Regions from separate parts of the Homo sapiens genome. Here region 1 is linked to region 2. Evidence: chromatin loops called from intact Hi-C (ENCODE). Cell type or tissue: heart left ventricle. All regions are shown on one strand. Each heading gives the region's core, and the rest is flanking DNA. Links, peaks and the distances in the headings are about the cores only.

Evidence for each region. Hi-C counts contacts between places; a loop is a spot of excess contacts. Peaks named below come from ENCODE experiments on the same cell type or tissue, not always from the same donor. Only the 100,000 strongest peaks of a DNase experiment are listed, where the experiment ranks them.
Region 1: it touches region 2 in a loop (2.8-fold over the local background); 4 of 110 quality-filtered maps call a loop at or near these places.

The regions. Positions count from the first base shown.
Region 1 is chr12:94,040,074-94,045,455 of GRCh38, forward strand. It overlaps LOC105369913 (a long non-coding RNA gene), which reads left to right. Exons shown (of 4, transcript XR_945223.3): 1 at 1-2,255; 2 at 2,726-2,947. Among named protein-coding and RNA genes, the nearest start is that of PLXNC1, 110 kb to the right of the region's middle. In heart left ventricle, for the core only: no CTCF peak of the experiment used is centred there; no DNase peak of the experiment used is centred there; H3K27ac peaks cover 2,542 bases.
Region 2 is chr12:93,988,386-93,993,767 of GRCh38, forward strand. All of the region lies in intron 2 of LOC105369912 (a long non-coding RNA gene), which reads right to left. Among named protein-coding and RNA genes, the nearest start is that of PLXNC1, 160 kb to the right of the region's middle. In heart left ventricle, for the core only: a CTCF peak has its summit at 2,871 (motif pointing left); a DNase peak (open chromatin) is centred at 2,895; H3K4me3 peaks cover 677 bases; H3K27ac peaks cover 1,202 bases.

The sequences.
Region 1 (5,382 bases), core at 51-5,050, 52 kb after region 2:
AGTGCTATCAATGCTGAAAAGTCCTCTGCAAACTACGTCATAACCGAATAAATGATCCCTTGTGCCAAAAATGCAAAAATGTTTCACAATTTATTGCTTAAGCGGAAACATCTGGCTAAGGAAACTTGAAAAAGGCAGCAACCTTTCCGACCAAAGCAATTTCATCTAATAGCTGGTCTCTGGAGTCTCCCCTTCAGCTCTGATTTGTCCGTTGCTGAGAATTTCACTTTAAAATATGTGAGCCTTGCACTTTTTTTTTTTTTTTTTTGCACTTCTGCTTTCTCTATATTTTTGACAAGGTTAGAAAAGGAAAACCTTAAACATGATAAATATCCATTGTTGGGCATTCCAGCTAACGTATAGGAATTGTGTCCATAAATTTATTCACCAATGTCTTTTAATTGTAGAGCAAACTGGAGGGAACCAGAATTACATAGGAATCTTAGAAGCAACCTCAGCAGGCTACAATTAGTCTACAATGAATGAGTTTCCCACCTGGCTTACAAGACAGTGAACCCAGAAGCCAAATCCAACCACATTTTGCACCTGTTTAAAAACTTGTTAATGACTTACAGTGCCCTCTTTATAAAGACCAAGCTCCTTGGCATAGCACTGAGGTCCATTCCAGTCTGACCGTTCCTTACCTCTCCATCCCTGCTGCTCACCGCTCACCTTCTTGGGCTTCTAGTGTTAATGCAACTGTCTCATCTCTGGCCTCTGTGTATACTAATCTCCCACCTAGTACACTTTCCCGCATCCATCCTTGCCTAGCTAACTCCTTTGTCCTTCATATCTGACTTTAGATGCCCTCTCTGAGAAATCTTCCCTAAACCCCTAAGACTGGATTTCATGTTTCTTGTCTTTTACCCCTTACCACTAAGGTGGTCTTACCTCTAAGGTGTCAGATGATAATTTCCAAAAAGTTAAAGGTGTGACTCTCATGCAAATACATCAAAGTCTATGCCAAAGATTTATTTAACTCGTTAATGAGAGAACCAGCAGGATGATAAAGTTGGATTGAAGGAACCTATAAGAAGCTGAGTATATACAGAATAGTCAGTGAAAGCAAGGATGCTGAAGTAAGACTGCTGACCTAGGTACAAAACTGAATAATGTCCTAGAAGCAACACAATTATAACCCTTTGGAACTGTTTATTCCAATGGAGAGAAATCATTTACATCTCTGCCAGACAAAAATCATTTGCAACTTATCAATTTCCTACAAATTAAGATCTAACTTTTCAGGATCTAGACCATAAGAATTTGTGATAGTGAGCCAAATCAAGGATTTCAGATGACGCTTGGGCTGGCCCATTAGACAAGGCTTTAGAATGACACTGAAGGACACACAGACATCTTGCTGGGTAATTTTTAATGTGCGTGTGTGTGTGTGTGTGTGTGTGTGTGTGTGTGTGTGTGTTTACCAGTGACATCAATACTCCTTTGTAACTACCTGTTATCTTGTCTGAAATTCCCAGTAAACTGAAAGCATCTAGGGACAACAATTGTGTTTTGTTTACTCTTGTAGCCTCTGACCCTAGTTTAGTGCCTAAGATATAGTAGGCACTCAGATAGTTATTACTGAATGAGTTAAAAGACTTCTCTTTCAGCATTGAGGTCCCCCCTTCAAGGAGCCTACCAGTTTCCCACAGATCCAGATTATGAATGATGAGGATTCTAGGCATTGATTCCAGCCCAATCTTTCCCCAACTCCAGCCAAGTGTCCCCTGTGACCCGCATCCCCTCAGTCATTTCTCCTGCTTTGTTCTACTGCACAAGCCCTAATAGTCACCTGGATGATCAGGCACAGAAGGCAGCAAGAAAGAAGCATGTCTCTGTGCAAGAAGCAGGGTCTCGCTTTTCAGGGCCCCCTGCCTAGCCCCAGTCCCAGCAGATTGGCTAGAACTGAGGCCTGATGCCTGGTGCTGCCTCTGGGAGCACAAGGGCTCCTTCTGTTCCTGGATTCAACTCCTCAGGGACAGCTACTGGGGCTCCAGGCACGTTGCTCATCATTCTAACTGGCTCACAGGGCAGCCAGATTTTCTCACAGATAATGAGCCTGTATAATTTACATCAAGACTAAATTATGCATTTAACAACGTGTTGTTCAGCAGGGATAAACTGCCTGGTTTGTGAATTGCTTTTCTTCCCACAGGAGGGAGGTACAACAGAGGGAGTGGAGACGGGGTGCACTCCACACACCTTCCAGTTATGAGGGGTCTGGAAAAGTCTGGAAAGAAAGGAATTGAAATAGCGTGAGTGAGAGTGACATTACCCACTTCGTATGTTGCCATTGTCAATCCTGTAATGGTCTCGGAAAGAGCTCAGAAAGAAACAGGGAGTTGTCTGGGTTCAGACAAAAACCACAGGGAAGAGTTTCAGACTTCTTGGCTAAGTCTTAGGCTCCACTCACCCCAGGGGTGTTGGTAGAAAGTGGATTAGGACTGTGTGAAAAGGCAGCAGAGAAAGATCAGAAACACACCAACAAAGGCTCTGCGTGCTCTTAGAAGCAGGGCAGGTCACTGGAAAAGCTGGGAAGTGCATGCAGTTTGCCTTTAGAGCTCCAAGTTTGCTCTTTCTGGGCCTCCTCCCTACTCTAGGGAACCTCTTTCATGGCAAGTGCTCCCTCCAGTTCTGCCTACCCCACCCCCCAAACCCTGGGGTTCACCATTTACCCTTTTATTGTGAATTTGAAAGCTGTGTATTTTCTCTCTCTCTCTTCCAGAGACATCCACACTGAAGCTTTTCCTCTGAAAAAGGAAAATAATGTGACCAAATAATTTATCATCCATCCAAGAACATTTTTGAGTACTCTTAAAAATTACACCAGAACCACAGGAATAAACCACAGCTGCTCTGGAAGGGTCCTGGGCAAGCTGGACCTAAGAGCACCCCAGAAATGAAAGTCTTTGTTTCTTTTTAAAAAATTGTTGACATCACTGAACAGGTGAAAAGGGCTCTCTGATTCTTTCCAAAGGGGAGAGTAATGAGAAAGGATGAAAAGGAGCAGAGATGTATCAGTTAAGATGCTTTCAATTGCACATAACTGAGTAGCCAGAGATAATGGGCTTAAATTAAAGGGATTTCTTTGTCTCACATAACAGTGGTCCAGTGACAGGTGGATCAATGGCTCAACCATAGCAGGTGTATTAGTCCATTCTCATTCTGCTAATAAAGACATATGCAAGACTGGGTAATTTATAAAGGGAAAAAAGAGGTTTAATGGACTCACAGTTCCACATGGGTGGGGAGGCCTCACAATCATGGTGAAGGCAGAGGAGCAAGGACACGTCTTACATGGCAGCAGGCAAGAGAGTGTGTGCAGGAGAGCTCCCCTTTATAAAACATCTTATGAGACATATTCACTATCATGAGAACAGCATGAGAAAGACCTGCCCCCATGATTCAATTACCTCCCACCGAGTCCCTCCCACCACACGTAGGGATTATTAAAATTAGAGGTGAGATGTGGGTTGGGACACAGCCAAACCATATCATCAGGGCTTCTCAGAGACTCTCCCTCACTACTGCAAGATGGCTGCTAAGGCTGCATATATAATGTCTTGACAAATGCACATACAAAATGCTAGGAAGGAGGAGTCATGGCTTTTCCTCTTATCTATTTCCCTTATCACATGGAATATATCTTGCCCAGGCTGGGCGCAGTGGCTCACACCTGCAATCCCAGCACTTTGGGAGGCCAAGGCAGGTGGATCACGAGGTCAGGAGTTCGAGACCAGCCTGGCCAAGATAGTGAAACCCCATCTCTACTAAAAATAAATAAATTAGCTGGGCGTGGTGGCGGATGGCTGTAATCCCAGCTACTCGGGAGGCTGAGGCAGGAGAATCACCTGAACCTGGGAGGTGAAGGTTGCAGAGAGCAGAGATTGCGCCACTGCACTCCAGCCTGGGTGAGAAAGTGAGACTCCATCTCAAAAAAACAAAGGGAAAAGAATATATCTTGCCCAGAAACTCTCCAGCAGAGCTCTCCTCTGGTTTAATTGGCCAATATTGGGTCACATGACTATTGTCATAGTTGCAAGGGAGGCTATGGAATTGAGAATCTGCATTTTCTGCCTCTATGGGCAATGAACTGTGCTGGCCTGAGAAAGGGTAAGAAAATGGCTACTTGGTGAGCAACCAACAGCATCCTCCAGAAATAACCTCCCCCTAGGCCTTATACTAAATCCCACGAGTCCTGCCTAGAAAATAACATTCAACTGGGCTCCCAGTGAGAAACACAGAGTTTCAAGCAGACAATCTTCTATAAGTTAATATCCCCAATGAGATCCTGAGAAGTTAGCTATGAATCTACTCAGATGTCCCCACTGATTGCCATGGTCTTTTCAGAAATGCTTGGTCTTCATTCTGGTTCTCTGCTGCCCTTGGTTTCTAAGCCTTTATCTGGGAGTTGTTGTCCTCCTGAGTCTGACAAGAAGTCAGGGATCTCTAAGAGGGGACTGGAATATGCCAGAGGGGGTCGGGGACAGGCGAGTGCTATCTACCATCAACACTTGGGCCTCCAAAGGGTACACTTGGATGGAGCCTTGAAGTCTGACGAGGAATTTCAATCTGACCAGATTTAAAACAGATTTTAATAGACAACACTTTCTGCAAAGGCCAATGAGGAAAACAAATCATCTTGGAAAAGCATTGGCTGAATCAAGAGATGAGACCCAAGTCCTGTGCCTGTCCTCCTCCTTCCTCTCAGGAATAGCCACTGTTCCCTGGGAGCTAACTCTGAGCCAGATTTGGAGCTAAATTCATTTAATCTTCTCAGCATTTCCATGAAAGGGGTACATTGTTATCATCACTTAGCAGATGGGAAAACTGAGTTTTAGCAAATTTCAATAACTTGCCCAAGGTAACTGTTTCCTAACTCTTAAGGTGAATAAAGGGCATAGTACAGGTCTAGCAAGTTATTAGCAATTTGATTAGCAAGTTTATTATTCATAATTATCATTAATGCTATTGCTCCCAACTCCTTATAGGTCCTATGTGATTTCCTCTTTCCTCTGTCCACTCTTCCCCTTGGTCACTATGCATCAGTGATACAGGCCTTATTTCCATTTCTCCACTGTCTCAAACCCTGTTCTGCCTCAGGACCTTTGTACTTCTTTCCACTGCCTGAAATGTTCTTTACCTAGCTCCTTCCTTTCTTCAAGCCTTAACTCAAAAAGCTTTCCCTAACCACCCTAAGGTCCCCCCTTATTTTCTGTAACAGCACCCTGACTATTTCTTTTGTTGGGTTTATCATTGATATTGTCTTCTTATTTGCTTGTTCATCTCTTTCAAACTCTGCCAAAGCCTCTCTGAGGTCAATTTATTATCAGTTATCACCTTTGGTTAGAACAATGCCCAACACATAATAGGTCCTTGGTA
Region 2 (5,382 bases), core at 188-5,187:
GACCTCATGTCCAAAACACCAAAAGCAATGGCAACAAAAGACAAAATTGACAAATGGGATCTAATTAAACTAAAGAGCTTCTGCACAGCAAAAGAAACTACCATCAGAGTGAACAGGCAACCTACAAAATGGGAGAAAATTTTCGCAACCTACTCATCTGACAAAGGGCTAATATCCAGAATCTACAATGAACTCAAACAAATTTACAAGAAAAAAACAAACAACCCCATCAAAAAGTGGGCAAAGGACATGAACAGACATTTCTCAAAAGAAGACATTTATGCAGCCAAAAAACACATGAAAAAATGCTCATCATCACTGGCCATCAGAGAAATGCAAATCAAAACCACAATGAGATACCATCTCACACCAGTTAGAATGGCAATCATTAAAAAGTCAGGAAACAACAGGTGCTGGAAAGGATGTGGAGAAATAGGAACACTTTTATGCTGTTGGTGGGACTGTAAACTAGTTCAACCATTGTGGAAGTCAGCGTGGCGATTCCTCAGGGATCTAGAACTAGAAATACCATTTGACCCAGCCATCCCATTACTGGGTATATACCCAAAGGACTATAAATCATGCTGCTATAAAGACACATGCACACGTATGTTTATTGCGGCACTATTCACAATAGCAAAGACTTGGAACCAACCCAAATGTCCAACAATGATAGACTGGATTAAGAAAATTTGGCACATACACACCATGGAATACTATGCAGCCATAAAAAATGATGAGTTCATGTCCTTTGTAGGGACATGGATGAAATTGGAAATCATCATTCTCAGTAAACTATCGCAAGAACAAAAAACCAAACACTGCATATTCTCACTCATAGGTGGGAATTGAACAATGAGATCACATGGACACAGGAAGGGGAATATCACACTCTGGGGACTGTGGTGGGGTGGGGGGAGGGGGGAGGGATAGCACTGGGAGATATACCTAATGCTAGATGATGAGTTAGTGGGTGCAGCGCACCAGCATGGCACGTGTATACATATGTAACTAACCTGCACAATGTGCACACGTACCCTAAAACTTAAAGTATAATTAAAAAAAAAAAAAAGAGCCAATGTATAATTTTTTTTCCCATGGTCAGTTTTTCTTCTACCTGGGTCCTGGAGTGAGAACATTATGTCACAGAGCCGATCCCTAACTGATCTGCAATTGACACATAGAGTGGGCAAGAAATTAAAAATTGTTTTATGTCACTGAGATTTTGGGGTTATTTGTTACTACAGCTTAACCCAGACCATTCTGGCTGATAGGCCACAATGGGACACTAAACAGTTCACGAAAATTACATAGTAGAAAAATGTCAGATGATAAAGGACAGATACAGGTTATATATTCAGTAAAAATTGCAAGTTTTAAACAAGTATTGGTTAATCATTGAAAAATACATATGAAATGGAGTTTCCTGGGATAGACTGGATCTTTAGAATTCTGAAGCTGAAAATAATTCAATGAAAAAACGTGTCTTTGGTAAGTGTCCATCAACATACGGATAAGCAAAATATGGCGTATACATGCAATAGAACATTATTCAGTCTTAGAAAAGAAAATCTGACATGCTACAACATATGAGGACATTATGTTAAGTGAAATAAACCAGTCACAAAAAGATAAATGTTGTATAATTCCACTTATATGAGGTATAAGTGTAGTCAAAACCACATAGACAGAAAGTAGAATGATGCATGCCAGGGACTGGAGGAGACGGAAATGGAGAGTTGGTGTTTAATGAGTATAGAGTTTCAGTTTTACAAGATGTGAAGAGGAAAACAAATCATTCCCTTTTCCTGGGCTTGGGAGAGGGCTTTGGGTCTCTCCTGCATGAAATGGAGAAGCCTGATGATTCCTGGTGTTGAAGAGTAAGCTCACCCTGGCCTCAGAGATGTCAGTTGGTGGTTGGGTGGGAGCCAGCCTCAACCTATGATTCTAAGATTAGTGTGGGGGCTGAGGCCCTTGGTCCCCTAAAGGTTTGTTGTAAGATCACTAACATGAAGCAGATTGATGAATAGGAGAAAAGGCACACACATTTATTTCACATGTATACATGGGAGGCTTCAGAATGAAGACCCAAAGAAACAAGGAAAATTGTCCATTTTTATGCTTAGGTTCAACAAGGTATGGACAGCCACGTAGAAATATGATTGGACAAAAAGGGTCTGATCTACTGTGAATAGACTGAGCAGGGAGACTCCACAAGGCCTGTCTGTTCAGGTTCTTCTTGGTCTCCCTGTGTAGCTTTCCTTCCTTCTGGGTATGGGGACTTTTACCCTCTCTGGAATGGGGGCTCTCTGCAATGGGTGTCTTCTGACCTACAGTCAAACAAGGTAGGTCAGATCATTTATTTCTGGCCCGTTTTTGTATGGAATATTTTTAGGTGTTTTGGCTGGCTTTCAGGAAAAGGGGTTCTGGTTTCTATGCCTCGCCTTGGGGGAAGAGGGATTCTAGTTTTTATGGCTAGGCTTGGGTTGCAGGGGAGGGCGGGAGAAGATCAGAGAAAAACTTTTGCTTCCGTGGCTGCTCTGAGGCCTTCATTTTGGTGTACAGTTTTTTCAGCCCCAGCATTAGCCATTTGGTCTGGGAGCTGGAGGGCCTGTGTTGCCGTTTAGAGGGAAGAGCCAAGGAAAGAGTGTGTCCCTTCCCAAGGCTCTCATGGATGTATGAGGACCAGTCAACAGCGAAGGGTGGCTGACTGTGACAGAGCCAGCAAGAGAGGATTCAGTCACAGAGAAAAAAATGCAGGCCCCCAGCCAGGGTCCTCCCGCAAAGTATGACAATTCAGAACTACTGGGGATGATACAGACAACATTCAGCCTCCAGTGTGTGTTCCTGTCTCTCCCTCTAGAGGACAGTTCTCGCTCTCAAAGTGCGCTCGGTGTGTCGTGTCGCCATGGTAAAAAGGCAGGAGACAGCAAACGCTTGATCCGAGCTGCACCATGCCTCGTTTTCACTCTCCCTGAAGACAAAAGAAGGTGGCAAGTAAGGAAAGCTCACCCCAGGGAGTTTTCTCGGAGAACACAAGCGGTCCCAACAGGGTAAAGGAGAAAATAATTATCTGGAAAGGTTGCAATTAATAGTATCAGGTTTAACCTTTGTGCTAATATGGGAATCTAAGGCACTAAGTCATCGCCTAAGACCTAGTGCTCTCTGTACGACAAAGCTTTAGTCTTATAATGTGGAAGTCAGTGCTTATTACATCCAATGCCTGAGTTCCCAGCGGACAGAGTTCCTTCTCAGGCAGCCGGCCAAGGACACCAGAAATTAAGCAGGGGTCTGTGGCTCTGCCGTCTAGCTATGACCAAATTTAAATTTGTGCTTTTTGCCTTGCCTGCCAGTGAACCTGCTGCTAGACTGAGATGTAAATGCCATTTCTGGTGTACATTAAGAAAATGTGAAACAATTAGCTCAAAGCCGTGGTTATGGAGCAAAAATATTAAAAATATAAGTTAGAAAATCCTTGTGACAATGTTCATGTGAATGGTGAGGGTAGGGAGTCCATTGCATATATGTGTGTGCATGTGTGGAGGAGTACGTGTGTTGAATAAATATGCATAAAGAGTGCATCAGCAGTAGATCCAAGAACTTATGTATGGGGGTGGGTGTGGAAATCCACATTTTAGTAACATTTTTTCCTTCTTCACAGTCAAGTGACGTTTCTTCAAACATCTGTTCTGTGAGCAAAGTAGGGAGGGACGTACATCAGTGTTAAGTGCTTGGGAGAGGAATTCTGGAGGAACACTACCCACTTAATTTAGCTCAGCTCTATGAAAGATTGCAGGGTTTGGGACTATTTCTAGCCACATCTGAGAGTCTGTGAAAAGTGGAAGTAAAGTCATTAAGCGGAATGGGCATTTATACATTTGGTAATTTGTCTTGAGTCAGAAAGTCTAGACACTCCCCTGGGAATGGGGGGAATGTGGGCCATGGTTATGACCTTCAGGACTCTGGAAACAGGAATGACAAAGACCTGGAAGGTCCTGAGGCAAATGGGCTCAATAGATCTTTTTTTTTATTTGAAACAGAGTGCAGTGGCACAATCTTGGCTCACTGCACTCTCCGCCTCCCAGATTCAAGCGATTCAGCTACCTCCTGAGTAGCTGGGATTACAGGCACACACCACCACGCCTGGCTAGTTTTGTATTTTTAGTAGAGACGGGGTTTCACCATGTTGCCCAGGCTGGTCTCGAACTCCCAGGCTCAGGCTAACCACGTGCCTCGGCCTCCCAAAGTGCTAGGATTACAGGCGTGAGCCACCACACCCACCTTCTTGGTGAAGGCACATAAAGCAAAATGAAAGCCCACTGGTCTGGTGTTCAGACACAAGCCAGGCCTCACCCGACTTGGAGACAGGCAGCCCCAGCCAGCAAGAGAGTTACAGACCTCAGCTAGATCTGGGGACCACCAGTTTCCTACCAGGGCAACCTGAGAATGTACTCTCTCTGTGCCGCAACTCTTTCCCCTCTCAAATAGGCACAACCATTGTAACAACCAGAAGAGCTAACATGGATGAAGAACTTCCCGCGTACCAGGCACCATAATAAATGCTAGATCCATGTACTCTTCTTGATAATCCTACAATGTAGTATTATTATATTTCATTGATTCTAAGATGTTCTTTTTTTTATATTTTAACATTCTCTGTTATCAGGATGAATAATTGATAAGAAAGCCTGTAAGTCATGGTTAAATTTTTTTTTAAGAGACAGGGTCTTGCTATGTTTTCCAGTCTGGTTTTAAACTCCTGGCCTCAAGTGATTCTGCTGCTTCAGCTTCCCAAAATGCTGGGATTACAGGCATAAGTCACCGCACCCAGCCAGTCATGATTAAATTTATACTTTTAAATCTTTTTTAGTGATATATAAATTGATGATGTGTTAGATTCAGTGAGGAAACTGAGGCAGAGATTTGAAAACTGAGGCACAGGTGGGCTGAATAACTCGCCTAAGTTCACACAGTTAGAAAGTGGTAGAATGAGAGTTTGACTCAATGCTGTTTCTAGAGTTGACTTTCTTCTAAGGTGCTAGACTTCCTGGTCCCTCCACTTACCAGCTGTGTGATCTCAGGCAAATTCCTAACCTCCCTGTGCCTCTGGGATTTTTTCATCTGTGAAATGGTGATAATAATATTAGCAACGGCTTCATAGGATTGTTGTGGAGGTTAAACAAGTTTACATATGTAAAGTTCTGAAAATAGTGCCCGACATATGGCAAGTATTCAATAAACTTTAGCTACAATTACTTTTTCTTCTTCTAAAGAGAAAACCAGCATCACTTGTTACGTATAGAAGACAACTGGAAAAAAGAGGGTTGTAACTAGCAAAAGGAGAATAAGTTCATCTCTGTGTCCCTAAAATCGTCTTGGCCC